Regions from separate parts of the Homo sapiens genome. Here region 2 is linked to region 1. A link is a contact called in ENCODE Hi-C or POLR2A ChIA-PET data. All regions are on one chromosome and are shown on one strand. Each heading gives the region's core, a stretch centred on a gene start or an enhancer-like site at or near the end of the contact. The rest is flanking DNA. Distances are from core to core; before and after follow the strand shown.

Region 1 (7,545 bases), core at 1,984-4,483:
GCAGTCATCCAGAGGCCTAAACCCCTCCCTGTGGTGCTGTGCTTCAGTGGTCATGCTCCTTGTCCACTTTCATGCTCCTCCTGTACTCCTGGTTCCTCTTTGAATTTTGTAGTAGATAACGGTAGAAGAAATAGTGAAAGTCTTAAAGTCTTTGATCTTAAGTGCAGAAAAGAAAATGGTGACATATGCTACCTAAAAGGGAAGGGCCCCCTATCCTGTAATCACGTGACTTGCTTCACCTTGTCAATCATTTAGAAGATTCACCTTCCTTACCCTGCCCTTTGTCTTGTATGCAATAAATATCAGCGAGCCCAGCTGTTCGGGGCCACTACCGGTCTCCGCATCTTGATGGCAGTGGTCCCCCGGGCCCAGCTGTTTTCTCTTTATCTCTTTGTCTTGTGCTTTTATTTATTACAATCTCTCATCTCCGCACACGGGGAGAAAACCCGCTAAGCCCCGTAGGGACGGATCATACAGCCAAGGACAACAGAGCAGCAAAGATGACCCAGCTGAGCAGTGACCACATAAAGCGCACGGTGGCCTGAGCACCCACTGGGCACAGCCCCATCTACTCTCCTCTCATGCAACAAATCAGCATAAGAAACATGTGGACTCTGGAAGGTTCTCATGTCTTCCATTTATTTTGTCTCTCAAATTTTAGGAATCTTCTCCTTTAATTAACCCATCAACCTCTCATGGCAAGAATTTGAAAAAGTAAATTTATACTCAGATTCTAATTTTAATAGGGAAGTAAGAAGTTACAGCTCAGTGCACATAAAGTTGAGACAGAGATGGAGACATCTCAGCCTCACCTCTATGGAGCAGGAATGATTAATTATTGGAGACGGAACACAGGTCAGCATGAGGGAAGAGGGTCATGGTGGACATGGGGGTGGGTTGGTCTCCCCACCTCCTCATATTATGCCTACAGGAACACAGGCACATTCAGGTGCCTTTGCAGAAAGAGAGTCAGGGTTTTTGAAGTCACAAAGGGAAGGCGTGAACAAATCTTGCCTCTCAGTCCCACACAAGGCAGCTGTCTCACACTATAAAATAAAATATTCATGAACAAATTCATATCCGTCACAGTGAGGGGTGACACTTTAAACAGCCCATCACATGCTCAATACATCCAATTCAAAGAAACCCCATAGCACAGCTGCGTCCACTATTGCCCCCAACACCCCCCCACATCAGGTCCCCCAGTGTCTCACCTTTACAAGCCGTGAGAGACACATCAGAACCCTGCGCATGGTCGCTGCCTGGGGTAGAACAAAAACAGGACTTGGTCAGAGCCCAGAGGAGATGCGGCTAGAGGAGGAATCTGGGGTTGGGTGAGCTCCCCCATGGGCTCCCGACCACAATATCCCAAGGATCAGGGATCAGCCCACTTCATACTTACTTGCAGCTTCAGAGTAGCTCACTCTATCTGTGGGAAGAAAATGTCCTATGAGAGGCCAGAAAGGAGTCAGGGCCATACGGCCCTAAACAAACCCCCTAGCCTTTGATCCCAGAGAAGTTTCCTGAAAGTGTAACTGCTGATCTAGGACAGGATCAGGAAACATGAGGAAAGCAGGTGTGGGTCCTGGACCAACTGCCCTCCTGAGGTCTGTCCTCAGCAGGGACCTTCCCCTGTGACTTGTGACTGCTGGGATCAGGTCCCCATCATCATAATCATCAAGGTGATAAATCTGTCCTTCATTGTCACAGGTGCTTTACAAAAGAGTAAGTGCTGGCACACAGGGCCCAGGCTGGGTAGGCCCATGAGTGTGGATGGTGCTTCCCAGTAACCAGGCAGGACACACTTCTAACTGGGGCTTGAAACCCTCAGTGGGACAAGAAATCTCAGACCCCACTCCTCATCCATTCCTTACCTGAGTTCTTCTTCCTGCACATCACAGCAGAAACCACAGCTCCAGTGACTACAGCTCCAAGGAGAACCAGGCCAGCAACGATACCCACGATGGGGATGGTGGGCTGAGAAGACTGCTCTGGGAAAAAAGGGGAAGGTGAGCGTCCCTGACCCTCAGCCCCCAGCACCGACCCTGCTGAAGTTCTCCAGAGAGGCTCCTGCTTTCCTAAGAGACATGACCCCCCCTCCACTCATCTCCTGCCTTACCCCATCTCAGGGTGAGGGGCTTGGGCAACCCCTCATGCTGCACATGGCACGGGTATCTCTGTTCCTCTCCAGAAGGCACCACCACAGCTGCCCACTTCTGGAAGGTTCCATCCCCTGCAGGCCTGGTCTCTAGAAGCTCCATGTCCCGAGTCTGGTCCTCTCCATCCTGCTGCCAGGCCAGTGTGATCTCCACAGGGTAGAAGCCCAGGGCCCAGCACCTCAGGGTGGCCTTATAGTCAGAGACGGAATGGTGGATCATATGTGTCTGGGGGAGAGGTCTAACAGGAAGTGTCAGAAAATTCAGGCACTTTGCATCTCTCATGAGACACTCCAGCAGCACGCATGTGGCCATCCTGAGAATGGACAGGACACCTGGGGTGGGGAAGGGAGCACAGAACCCAGACACCAACCTGGACACAGGTATCTGGGATAATCTCCGAATTCCGTGGAAAATTCCAGTCCCTGAGGAGGGAACAGTGACTTCTGGTCCTGACCTGAGTGGAGGCTGAGGGACTCAGAAGAGCTGGACTCAGACCCCCACACACATTGAGTGTAAAGCAGAGAACAAGGCCTGAGGGGAAAAGTAACGGGGCCCAAGGCTGCTGCTGGTGTCAAAGGGAACCCCTCATCAGTATTCCAGGGATTGTCTTCCCTTCATTTCCTCAGAGATTTCATCCCTTAATTGTATCAGAGAGCAGGGCAGACCCTCAGAGTCACTCTCTTGTACAGGATCTGGAAACCCAGGAGGATTCCTCTCCCTCAGGACCAGAGAGAGGACGACATTCTAGTGTTGGTCCCATTTTCCTTCTCTCTTTGTGGGAAGCCAGCCCAGGAGATCTACAGGCGATCAGGGAGGCGTCTTGTGTTCCCTGGTACCCGTGAGCTGCAGCGTCTCCTTCCCGTTCTCCAGGTGTCTGCGAGCCTCTCCACGCACGTGCCCTCCAGGTAGGCCCTGATCTGCTCTGCAAATTCTTCTGCCTCCCACTTGCGCTTGGTGATCTGAGCCGCCATGTCCGCCGCGGTCCAGGAGCGCAGGTCCTAGTTCCGGGCTATGTAATCCTTGCCATCGTTGGCGTGCTGTTCATACCCGCGGAGGAGGCGCCCTTCCAGCCCCAAGTCGCAGCCATACATTATCTGGAGGGTGTTAGACCCTGGCCCCGCCCCCGCGGTCAGCCCCGCCCACCGAGCCCCGCCCCCGCCCCGACCAACCCGCGGGGATTTTGGCCTAAACGGAAAATGAAACCTGGTAAAGGCGCCTGGGCCTCTCCCGGGTCGAGGATCTGGCGGGTCCCGCAGCCTCGGGGTGGATCTTGGAGCCGGAGACTCGCGGGGGGGACCCGGGACGTCCGTGGGGGATGAGGAGGGGTCGTGACCTTCGCCCCAGGCCGGGGTCATTCACCGGCCTAGCTCTGGTGGTAGTAGCGGCGCGGCATGGGCAGGTTCACTCTTGTCAGTCTGTGCGCGGGCCTGATGTTCCGTGTGCTCCGGTCCCAATACTCCGGTCCCTCCTGCTCCAACCACGGCGACTGCGGCTACATCCTCGGAGTCGCCGCGTCGCTGTCGAACCGCACGAACTGCGTGTCGTCCACGTAGCCCACTGCGATGTACCGGGGCTCCCCGCGACCCGGCCGGGACACGGCGGTGCTGAAATACCTTATGGAGTGGGTACCTGGGGGCGAGGAGGGGCTGAGACCCGTCCGACCCTCCTCCTTGCGCTGCTCCCCGGGTCCTGCGCCCCAGTGCGCGGGCCCCTACCTCCTCCCCGCAGAGGCCATTTCCCTCCGGATCCCGCACTCACCCGCCCAGGTCTCGGTCAGGGCCAGGGCCCCCAAGAGCAGCAGGAGGAGGGTTCGGGACGCCATGACCCCATCCTCGGCGTCTGGGGAGAATCTGAGTCCCAATGGGTTCGCGGGGACTTCTGGAACAGGGACCCCAGCGACGCCGATTGGCTTCGCTAGAAACCCGACACCAAATGGGGGTGAGAACTGAGTCCACATCCTGAGTGTCCAGGAAGAAGGACCCTACATAAGTTGGGAGAGGGAGAAGAGAAACTGCGGAGATGGGGAATCCCCAACCCTGGGCCTCCCCAATCAATACATCGCCTTCGGGGCCTGAAACCCTGAGAGCCACGCCTGGGGCCATAGGACTTCGCCCTGACCCCGCTCCTCCTGTGCCAAGCGCTCTGTCTCAATGTCTCCCTGAGTCTTGGCCCAAGAGCTGTCTGAGAAACCAGGGAGAAACCCTCGTCATGGGCCCCGTCCCTCTTCATTTTTCATCCCGGAATCCCCGTCCCAGAACTGGACTCCCTGCCTCCCACTCCTTACCTATTTCCCTGAACTCTTCTAGAAAAAAACTCACCCCAGGGAGCTTGGTGACAGAGAGGGAGCTCGCCGCCAGAGAGGGAGCTCGCCGCCAGAGAGGGAGCTCGATGCCAGAGAGGGAGCTCGCCCTGGGAATGGAGGCGTAGAGACAGGTTTTTGTTTTTTTTTTCTTTAAATCCGGAAAAGTTGTGCCTGAGTACATGAGACAGCATAGAGACAAGTTTTCTCTTTGTTTATTAACTACAGTGGGTAGCAGAATCTTGGCAACCCCTAAATGATCAGGTATCTAATCGGTAAAAAAATGTAACTTTGGCCCCTTGATACATAAATGTGTCTGAAAGCATTACAACAGGACTCACAAAGCTACTAAGTTTGACTTTCGCAGACAATGTATCTGTGACTCCCGCTTGTTTTTTACATTTACCTTCATTCCACAGCCCTGAGTTACTGGGTGAGTCCAAGACATCTCCTCAATATAAAGTAGCACACTGCGTTACTATATGTTGCAACCGGGAGCCAGTACAGACTTTATTCACCTCACAGTTGCAAGTGTTCAATGCAGTCACAATGCCCCTCAGCAGTGCTCATGTGCTGCCTGTTTTTAGGAAGTATTCACGTCTAAGTGGTGTGTATATCTTATAGGAACACTTAGTATTTTTAAAACCTGATTAATTAAAAAAAATTAGTTTCTAGGCAGTCCCAAATATAGTATTAAAGGCCAACTGCAAAGAAGGAACACTAAGTGTTTTTTAAACCTTATTAACATAAAAAACATTAGTTTTTAGGCAGTCCTACATTAGGTATTAAAGGCCAACTGCAAAGAACACTGAGCGAGGCTCTGTAGATGGATGTAATAAAAATCTATAAAACAATGTGTTTAAACCTAAGAATTCTACTGCTTTCCAATTCCTTCCCTCTGCTCCTTTTCCTAACCTCCTGCTTCTCCAGCCCTTCCCTCTGTCCCTTTCATCCCTCAGGCCCTCCTCTCCCCTTAGTCCCCACCACCCTGTCACTTCTAAATTGTGGCTCTAGCATTGTCCCATTACCTGCTACGTGACTGTTCTCTCCACAGTGGTCCTGCTCCTGTGAGTCAGAGTGTGTCATTTCCTCACCTAAAACACTCCAGTGGCTCCACCTCGGTCTTGTGAAGCTTCTAGAATGTCAGGCACGTGAGCATATGAGGGCATACCTGGTTCATCTTAGGCACTAAATTTTTGTTGACTGAATGAATGAAATATGAATGTATTAAATTGCATCACAGAAAGTTATAAAATGTAAAACACTGAAAAATTAAGAAATATTTTATTTTATGTAACTAGTGTGCATATCAATTCATTCCGAGTCTGTTGAGCCTGTGTATGAATTTTATAAGATTGCATAACAAATTATCACAAACATTGACTTTAAACAACACCCAATTATTGTTGATTTATTTGTTTTTAGAGACAGAGTCTCCCTCTGTCATCCAGGGTGAAGTGCAGTCACATGATCATGGCTCACTGCAGCCTCAAACTCCTGGGCTCAAGGGATCTTCCTGCCTCAGTCTTCAGAATAGATAGGACTGCAGACAAGTGCCACCACGCCCAGCTAATTAAAAAGAAATTGTAGAGATGAGTGTCTCACTGTTTGATCTTGGCTGGTCTCAAATTCCTGGATGCAAGTGATCCTCCTGTGTCAGCTCCTCAGATGTTAGGATTGCAGGTGTGCATTACCACGCCTGGCCAAACAACACCCATTTATCTGTTTATAGTACCTTAGTCAGAAATCTGGGCATGATGTGGATGGAATCTCTGTTCCGGGCTTCCCAAAGCTGTGTTTTCATTTTGAATCCTCCTTCAGGCTTATACAGAGGTGGCAGAATGCAGTTTCTTGCAGTTCTAAGACTGAGGTCCCTGTTCCTTGCTGGCTGTCAATGTAGAGAACAGGGAGGGCTGCGCTCAATTCCTGATGCCCACCAGTGTTCTTCCCTGTACAGCCCCTTCATTTTCAAAGCCCACAGTGGAGGAAACCCCTCATGCTGAATCCCTCTCACACTGTGAATCTCTATGCTCAGGAAGAACCCAATCCTTTCAAGGACTCACCTGATTAGGACAGTCCAAGCAGCATAAACCCAGCCTAAAGTCAACTAATTGAGGCCCTTAATTATATCTGCTAAATCCATTCACAGCAGCACCTATATTAGAGTTGGTTGAATAATGGGGGGAAGGTGAATGACCAGGAGCTTGTTGTTGAGGCCATCATAGAATCAGCCTAGCAAGGGCTGGATCTTCTTTTTGTGTTCACTTGGGACACAGTTGCAAATTGAAGTTCAAGTAAAGTAATCATTGTGAACGGTAATAAAATACATCCTTTTCAGCCATGAAAATTCTCCTTACCTTTTAAAACTAAGTTACATATTTATATCTTTTAATTAATTTAGGCCAGATTTGGTGGCTCACACCTGCAATCCTAGCATTGTGGAAGGCAGAGGAAGGCAGATTTGTTGACTCCAGAAGTTCAAGATCAGCCTGGGCAACATGGGGAAACCCCCATCTCTACAAAAAATTAGAAAATTAGCCAGGCACAGTGGTTCATGATTGTACTCCCAGCTACTCAAGAGGCTGAGGTCAGAGGGTCCCTTGAGCCCAGGAGGTCTACACTGCAGTGCATGGTGATCATGCCACTGCACTCCAGCCTGGGTGACAGAGTGAGACCCTGTCTCAAAAATAATAATAATGATGATGATAAATTTAGAGCAAATGCAAATTAACATGTAATAATACATCCTCTCTTGTGAAAATGTATTAGTTATTTACTATTGCATAACAAATTATGTAAAATGTACCATTTCAAAATAACAAATATTGATCATCTCCCACAGTTTCCAGTTGTCAGGAATCCAGGAGAAGTTTCCCTGAGTGCTTCTTGCTAAGGGCCTCTCACAAGGTTGCAGTCCAGTTGTCAGTCTAGGCCTGCATCATCTGAGGGCTTCACTGGGGCTGAGGATTCACATGAAACATGGATCAGTCACATGGCTGTTGGAAAAGGCCTAGTTCATTGTAATTGGGTCCCAGAAGGCCTCAGTTCTTAGCCAGATGGACCTTGCTGCAGGGCTGCTCATGGCAC
Region 2 (7,545 bases), core at 3,274-5,773, 220 kb after region 1:
GATGGATGCTTTGGGGTCTGTCCGATCTATGACTTTCTGAGTTACAGAAGCCAATTCATATGGGCATTTGAAATCACATGGTTGTTTGATGTCCCATGGCAAGGATTCTATCTTATCAAGGCCAGTAACATACCAAAAGTTGCTTCTAACAGGGGCATATGTCTCTGCTGTGGATGACATGGCCTTACTCCAGAATCCCAGGCCCTCCGTGTGACTCCCCCACTGGTGCTTGTTTCAGCTCCATCCTGCATCTTTCCCCACGACTGACACCTCTAGGTGGGTCTGAGGGATGGCGCTGCCTCATGGCCTGAATCTGCCAGTGTCCTTTCCTCAGCAGGCCTAATTGAAGCAAGTCCCCTCCTATTTCTCCTAGAGTGTAGGTCAAAGCAATAGATGTGGGATGTGGTGTTGTCAGAATTCAAAGAGGCTCACCAGGCAGTGTGCTTCCTTCCTTGTAGTGAGGATGCAAGATGCAACACTTTGTCTTTTACTGTGGAGGAGAAACTCCTGGATGTCCTCAACCACTGGATGAATAAAACTTCACCACAGTGGCCACTCCTGAATCTCTGTGTGGTTTATCTTCCATCTGCTGGAGAGCACGTGTTTTGCCAAGGCCTTCAGCATACTTCCCATCTCCTACTCATCCATCCTAGTCAACATGATGTTGTTGATGAAATAAGCTGATTTACCATTCTATAGGATGCCAGGTTCTTCAGATCTCTTAAGACTATACTATAGAGGGCAGGTCAGTTACAATAACCCTGAGGCCAATTATCAATAAATGTGTTGTGGATCCCACATGAATCACTTCATGTATAGTTTTTCTCATTGGAATGGAAAGGAATGCACTCACCAAATCCACAGCTGCACACTTTGTGCCTGAGGCCTTATCAATCTGCTCTACCAGTGATATCCAGCCAGCATGGCAGCTGCAATTATGACTCCTACTTTTTCAAGTCTGAAGTAATCTCATTCATTCTTTAGGCCCCATCAGGCTTCCTTGGGGACAGATTGCTGGATTACGTGAAGATAACAGGCAACTCCAACAGCACCCCTCATCCTTCAGCTCTCTAATGGTGGTGCTACACCTAAAATACCTACAGTACCTTTCATAAGACTCACCCTGGGACTCAATATCATTTTTTATTTGGCCAGGATGAAGTCAGTTGCAGAGGTTTCCCTTTGGCTTTCAGACAATGACAGCCCTTATTCCAGAGACTTGGGACCCAATGTGGGGGTTACTCCAGCTGCCAGGGCATCAATGCCAATTACACACTTGGAGAATGGGGAGATAAACAGGGCTGGGTCTGTGGACCCAGTAGTCCCTTTGTGATGTGTCCAGATTTATTCCCAGCTTCTGTAAGCCCCACTGTGGTAGGGACATAATGGTGCTGTAGGCCTGTAGGCATCAATATCAGCTCACACCCAATGTCAACACTCCCCCAAATTCTGCCTGTTTCCCTTTCCTAGTGTACAGTCCCCTGAGTAAATGACTGTAGGCTCCTTTGCAGAAAGACAGAGGGAATTGTTCCAGCATATACTTGCCATGAGGTTTCAGGGTCCTTCCTCCTGGAATAGGGACTCCTTCTCTGTAACTGGGATCTGAATCTGAAACTTGGTTGACGTTTAGGAATTGAGAATGGGATCATGACTTTGTATTGAGTTAAACACCCTCAGCCCCCTGCTCATCAATTCTTGCTTTCTCATCACAGATGTCAAGCAGTGCCCTTGTTGGCTGCTGCCTGTTCTGACACCACCGTCTATTAACCTTCCCCACAACTCCCTGCAGATCAAGCTGCCTCAGCTGCTCCTCTGAGATTGTCAAGTTAACCGTGCCCTCTGGCTTTTGCAGGCCACTGTCACCATTTAGTTCTCTGCCTTTTCAAGGCCACACTTTCCTCAGGAATATCAATGAGCCCAACTATAGGACCTCCTTCCTGCCATCACACCCAGCCTGCAGAGGACACCACCCCGACGCTTCTTAGCCATGCAAGTCCCTCTCACCGGCACATTCCTGAGGCTCTGGTGGAAGTTGTGCCCTATGGGTCCTCTGTGGAGCATGGCCCTAGTGGGCATTCTGGTTCACATGATGTCTCCATCCCACACACCCACTTCCCTCAGCCTCATTGTCCATCCTCTACATGTTCCAGGACAACTAAGTCATGTCTAACTTACTGAGAGTTGGACATCATTTTTTCCAGTCTACATGGGTCCACCCCAGCAGTGGGTTTGCCCCATGCCCTGAGGTCCTTGATAAACCCATACCCTGAGAAAGTGCTCCCAAGCCAAAGGTGTTTTTTTTTAATTTATCCAGCTTGATTCTGGCCCTTTGATCAAACACCCTTAAATTCCAATCCCAGAACTGCTCCTCAGGCTCCTACGGGGACATAACGGCTGTTACTGCAAAGCTCCTGAGTGGAATTCCCACTGCATCATAGGGGTGAGGTTTCTGCAGCATCTTCCAGTGTAGGAAGTGGGAACCATTACTAGAGAAGGGCGAGCCTCCTCTGCATGCCCAGAGAGTTCTAAAGGGCACCCATAGGATAACCCTGTTCCAGTTTGCAGAATCTTAGGTTTCCGCACCAAGGCCTTGACTTTCCCACAGCAGGTCTGCCTCTGATGAGTGTCCAAACATCTCTGTAGTACTGTGACTTTTAAAATGATGTCATCAGCTATCATTCCACTCTGCAAGGGGAGAGGGGCAGATGCCCCTCCTCGGTCTGTCTCCACCAGGCCCTGTGAGGGTGGGTGGAGGCTCTCTCCAAGCCCTCGTTTGGCCCCACCCCAGCATGTCTCCAGGTTCCTCTCAGCCCTGGTTCCTTTTGGCCCTGCAGTCACAATGGGCAACACTGTGACGCACCCTGTCCTGTGTCACAGTGTCATACACTCAGGCTCACATTGCCCCTAGGCCACTTGCCAGCCAAGGGACATGGCCACATTTTGTGTCTTCTGCACCTCAGCCTTGCTTTCAAGTGCAGGTGATGATGGCACCCACGCAGAACAAATGTTATTTGCTATCTTCGTCGAGTTTAGTCATCCAATTTTCCAACCCTCACTGGGCAAGGAAGAGTGTGGTTTCCACCAGAAGGCAGGATGTCAGCAGTCACAGGGGCAACCAACAGGGAAAGCCACTGGAAAATAGACCCCACAGGAAGCACAGGTGTCCAGTGGAGATGGGAACCCTGCAGATTTGACCGTCTTTAAGCAGATTAGAGAGATTACCATTACTAACAACTTAGCCATAAAAGTTTATTAGCTATTTTCAAAAAGCATAAAATTATGTAATATAATTTTTTTTTAATTTCCATCAATACAAAACTAATCTGGGCACTGCAACTTCTGGTGGGCAACTGGGATAGGCGGCATCATCAGGAAGGCGAGCCCTGCCGTGCCCCATGTGCCAGTGCCCCAGATGGCGGCAGCCTCCCCAGAAGCACCTTGTATCTCCCCTGCACAGGGCCAGGGTCCCAGCTTCCCATACACCTTCTCCTGCTTTTTCTTTTCTGTCCTTTCCTTTTTCAATAAACCACCTGCAAAAAGGAAAAACCATTCTGAGGACAAGAAACATGTCAATGGGAAATACACAGTTGCCAGAGGGTAAAAGGCCCTGTTCATTCTCATTGAAAAGCTCAGGTATTTCTGTTAAAGTCTCTCCTTTTACTTTAGGATGCTGACTCCTGCGTCCATCTCAACCTGGGCATCGTGCCACCACCTTCAAGAAGAGAAAAACTAAGTAGTGCTTTGCAAAGGGGCAGCAGCATTTCTCATTTCTGACCATGTCAGGCACACGGCCATGCAGATGAGCAGGTGGGGGACACAGGTGAGTCTCCAGACCTGCTCTCCTCCCACAGTACATTCTTGAGTCTTTTTAAACAGTTGTGAAAATGCCACAGATGCAAGCACCTGTGGGCCACTCCCATGGGGACCGTTGCACAAGGCAGTGCCACTCATTCTCAGAACCTCCTACCATGGGCTATGCTTAGTGACCCGAGGCCAAGCCAAGGAAGACGCCAGCCACAGGGTGCCATCCTCAGGGGCATGCTGCCAGCAGGGGCAAAGTTATCCCTAGCAACAAGATACAGAAAGAAAGAAAAAAGGAAGGAAATGTAGCCAATGGGCCGGTTCAGGTTCTTGACTTTGCCACACAAAAGAATTTGAGAGCAAGTCCAAAGTAAAAGTCAGCAAGAGAATTTATTGCAAAGTGAAAGTACACTCTGACAGCTGATCAGAGCAGCTGCTCAAAAGAGAGACAGTACCCTCCCCTCACGGGAGTCTTACATGATTATTCATGAATAGGTGGGAAGGGGTATTGTTTTAAGCATGTTCTGTGGTCTCTTGAACGTGCATGCACTGTGGTTGTACATATCAGCACACACATCTTACGTCTCATTAGCATCTTAACTTCCCTCTCAGAGTTGTGTTTGCTACTATTGTAATGAGCATAGGTCAGCCCAAGGACGCTATTCATGGGTTTCTGGGCTTCCTCAGATGTGGGGATGCCTCCCTTGGCTCTTCTACCTCTTTGCTGCAGGATGTTCTAACCACAAGCCCAGGATATGGTTTGCGCACTGTCGAACAGCTTGTTCTCTCCATCAACCTGACAAGTCTCTTGTTTCCTTTCAAGTGAGGCTGTGAACACCCTATCTCACTGACCTCAGAAGGACAGTACAGCAGTAGCCACCATGACCAAAAAGATGATTCCAGAAGTGCAGGACAACTCCCTACCCAGAGGCTGTGGCTGTGCAGTAACACACCAAGAGGGGAGTCCAGCTGGCTCTCAGGGTGCTCACTACCCTCATCTGGGGGCCTGGAGGACGTCAATTCCTGAGAACGCCACGTTCTAGTGAGTAGAATGAACTAAGAGATACACAGCAAAGCTCCACATACTTTTCCTTTTCTTTGTGCCCGCAGTGTTCTTCATCAGTGTGCTCTCGCTTTTCAGCTACTACTGTTGGCTGGCTGGAAAAAATAGAACAATAGTAAAAATTAGAGACCAGTCTTTGGTGATGAAGAGAAATATTGGCTACTTCCAGTATTTTCTAGCTTTGGTTATGGTTGCAGTTTTCCAGCTCACCTTGTGGGGATGAATTCAGAAAAAAGTTACAAATTGAAATGAACATGCCAGAAGTATTGGCTCAAATCAACGTTGTCCTATTAAGCCACTTAGTGAATCAAAAGACCGCTTGTTGGACTGTTAATCTCGGTGGCCAGAGAAAGGAGCTGAAGAAGGTGTTGCCAGATCAGGAACAAATAATTACAGCGGCAATAGAAAATGGAAGACCACTTGTTCATAACCATTTGAATAAGGGCAAGGTGTATGGAAACACATTATGAACTGATATTTTCAGTTTTGTTTGCAAGAAAATGATTAATAAGGTGAAATAATTGAAGTATCACGGAAGATACATTAAAAAAAAAAAAAAGCCTTTGTACAGTTTGCTGGAGCCACAGATGTCCTACTCCAGAGCAGAACAATGCCTGAATCTTCAGGGTCCATTTGTGCCGCATTCACTAGCAACCACAAATGTGACTTAATTTTACTTTGGAAATAATGCTTACCTATTGTGAGATGCTGTAATATGAACCATCATTACATGTTAACATGGCACATGGAATTTTGAGTGTCTAAGTTACATTTTTAGAGTTGTTTCTTAGTAGCCATGTGAGTTTCCACTCCAAAAACACAAGCTAAAAACTTGTTTTGAGTGAAGGACATCTAGGGCAAATGGTGGCTGAAAGTGAATGAGATCCCAATTACTCTTTCTTGTACTGTATAAGGAAAAGAAAATAAGTGCTTTTCTTGTTGGGTGTTTGCTAATTTATAATTACCGTTTTATGCTTTTCAACATTTTTAATAAAGTTTTTTATTGTTGGCTATAAACGTTTTAAAAGGATTCTCTTCCTCTAGAATCACTCTAAGTACCAAAATCTGTATTATTCTGGATTCAACAGAGAAACAGAACCAATAAGGGGTGTGTGTGTGTGTGTGTGTGTGTGTGTGTGTGTGTATGTGTGTGTTTTATTCGTGTTATGAAACTGACTCATGCAATTATTACGGTGGCAAGTGTGAAATCTGTAGGATACGCCAGCAGGCTGAAAATGCAGACAGAAGTTGATATGGTAGTCTTAAGACAGAATTTCTTCTTTTCTGGGAAACTGTAGTTTCTGCTCTTAAAGCCTTCTACTGATTGGATGAGGTCCATCTACATTATTGAGGGTAATTTCCTTTTCATAAAGTCAACTGATTGTAAATGTTAACCACATGTACTAAATATCTTCACAGCAACATCTAGATTAGGTTTTGATTAAATGACTGGGTACTATGTCCTAGCCAAGTTTATTGGCATTGACTCTGGGTCAAGGCACCGTGTCTCCCTCCCATCGAGTTTTCCATCATCTACACGAGACCTAGATGACTACTTTGATATCTACTGCAGGCCACAGCCTTGTCAAAGCCAGCCCCAGCTGAAATGCACTCACCTGCATTCCCACACAATTTTACATACAATTCGGGGGAGGTTATGGGATCTATGAAGACCAAGGGTCTGTGGTCCTGTGACACTTTCTCTCAGAGGGTGAAGAAGGAGTTCCTTGGGGCAGCAACTCCCCAGGGGTCTCCTGCCTGCCTCTCCTCCCCTCTCAGCCCCAATCCTCTTTCCTGCTGTTGATCATCATGCAGTTTTTAAATCCCTACTCCCTGCCCCACCAAGGTTGGGCTCTAGGACCTGCCTATTGGGAACCTGCGGTTGGGAGAAAGTATGAAGTGACCCACCTGAATTTAGAGGAGGGAAGTGAGGAATTTGGAGACATCTAAAAACATTTTGTCCCTGTGGTTTGACTTCAAATTATTATCTATTTTTATTGGAGATTTGTTTGAAATTATAACCGGTATCTCATGATTATTCAGCATATGCCATGCCCCCTGGTAACCCTGGTTCTTATTTTTTTAAACTTGTACAAATATTTTAAGCAAACACAGAAGTAGACAGAAGAGTAAAGTGACCTTCACTGTACCCTTCACTCAGTAACACCCACTCTTGATTTATCTACATCCTCAACCATAGCCCAACACCAGGTTATTTTCAACTAAATCCTAGACAATATATTATTTCACATGTTAGCAATTTTCTTTTGAAGGTGCCAATGTTCAGCTTCTTTAAAAAGAGAAACAGAGACGGGCAGGAGAAGGATTGAACTGACAAAATATATTTTCAAATGCAATTAAGGCAGAGGACAATGCAGGAACCCTTGAGTCCCGTTTTAACTGAATGCTCAGCACCTCTTAGATTCTCAATAAAAGAAAGCAGCAGCCCAGAGCCAAGGAGCCCAGGGAGGCACATCATGGTTTGATTTTGTGACTGTTTTCAGGGCAGTATCTGTCATCTCTGAATGGTTACACTGGACATTTCTATTCCCACCCTTGCAATGGGACTCCCCAGCTCAGAGAAAGGGAAATTATCACCCATTCTCATTTATACCTTTAATGCCTTCATCCATTCCCTTGGTCCTGACTTTCCGGTTGGAGGAGGGGGAGGAAAAGCAGAG

Evidence for each region. Hi-C counts contacts between places; a loop is a spot of excess contacts on that map. ChIA-PET counts read pairs that join two places held with the same protein, here RNA polymerase II (POLR2A). Pooled maps may share reads with other maps.
Region 2: a loop to region 1 is called in a pooled map, with 6 times the contacts of the local background. The contact joins the enhancer-like site here to the promoter of HCG4B in region 1. A Hi-C loop is called at or near these places in 1 of 168 maps with a recorded cell type or tissue (CD8-positive, alpha-beta T cell) and 4 of 50 pooled maps. POLR2A ChIA-PET finds 5 or more read pairs at or near these places in 1 of 52 experiments (H1).

What each region holds. Positions count from the first base shown.
Region 1 is chr6:29,922,903-29,930,447 of GRCh38, reverse strand. HCG4B (HLA complex group 4B) reads left to right here and starts at 3,233. Exons shown (of 1, transcript NR_001317.3): 1 at 3,233-5,856. It overlaps LOC124901298 (a long non-coding RNA gene), which reads left to right. Exons shown (of 3, transcript XR_007059541.1): 2 at 1,711-2,009; 3 at 2,192-2,250. It also overlaps the pseudogene HLA-K.
Region 2 is chr6:29,705,854-29,713,398 of GRCh38, reverse strand. It overlaps the pseudogene ZDHHC20P1. Among named protein-coding and RNA genes, the nearest start is that of HLA-F, 14 kb to the left of the region's middle. Within about 2 kb of position 4,523, at least 3 of the 41 ENCODE cell types and tissues checked have a DNase peak (open chromatin) inside an H3K27ac peak, as active enhancers do; they include CD8-positive, alpha-beta T cell, where a contact is called at or near this core.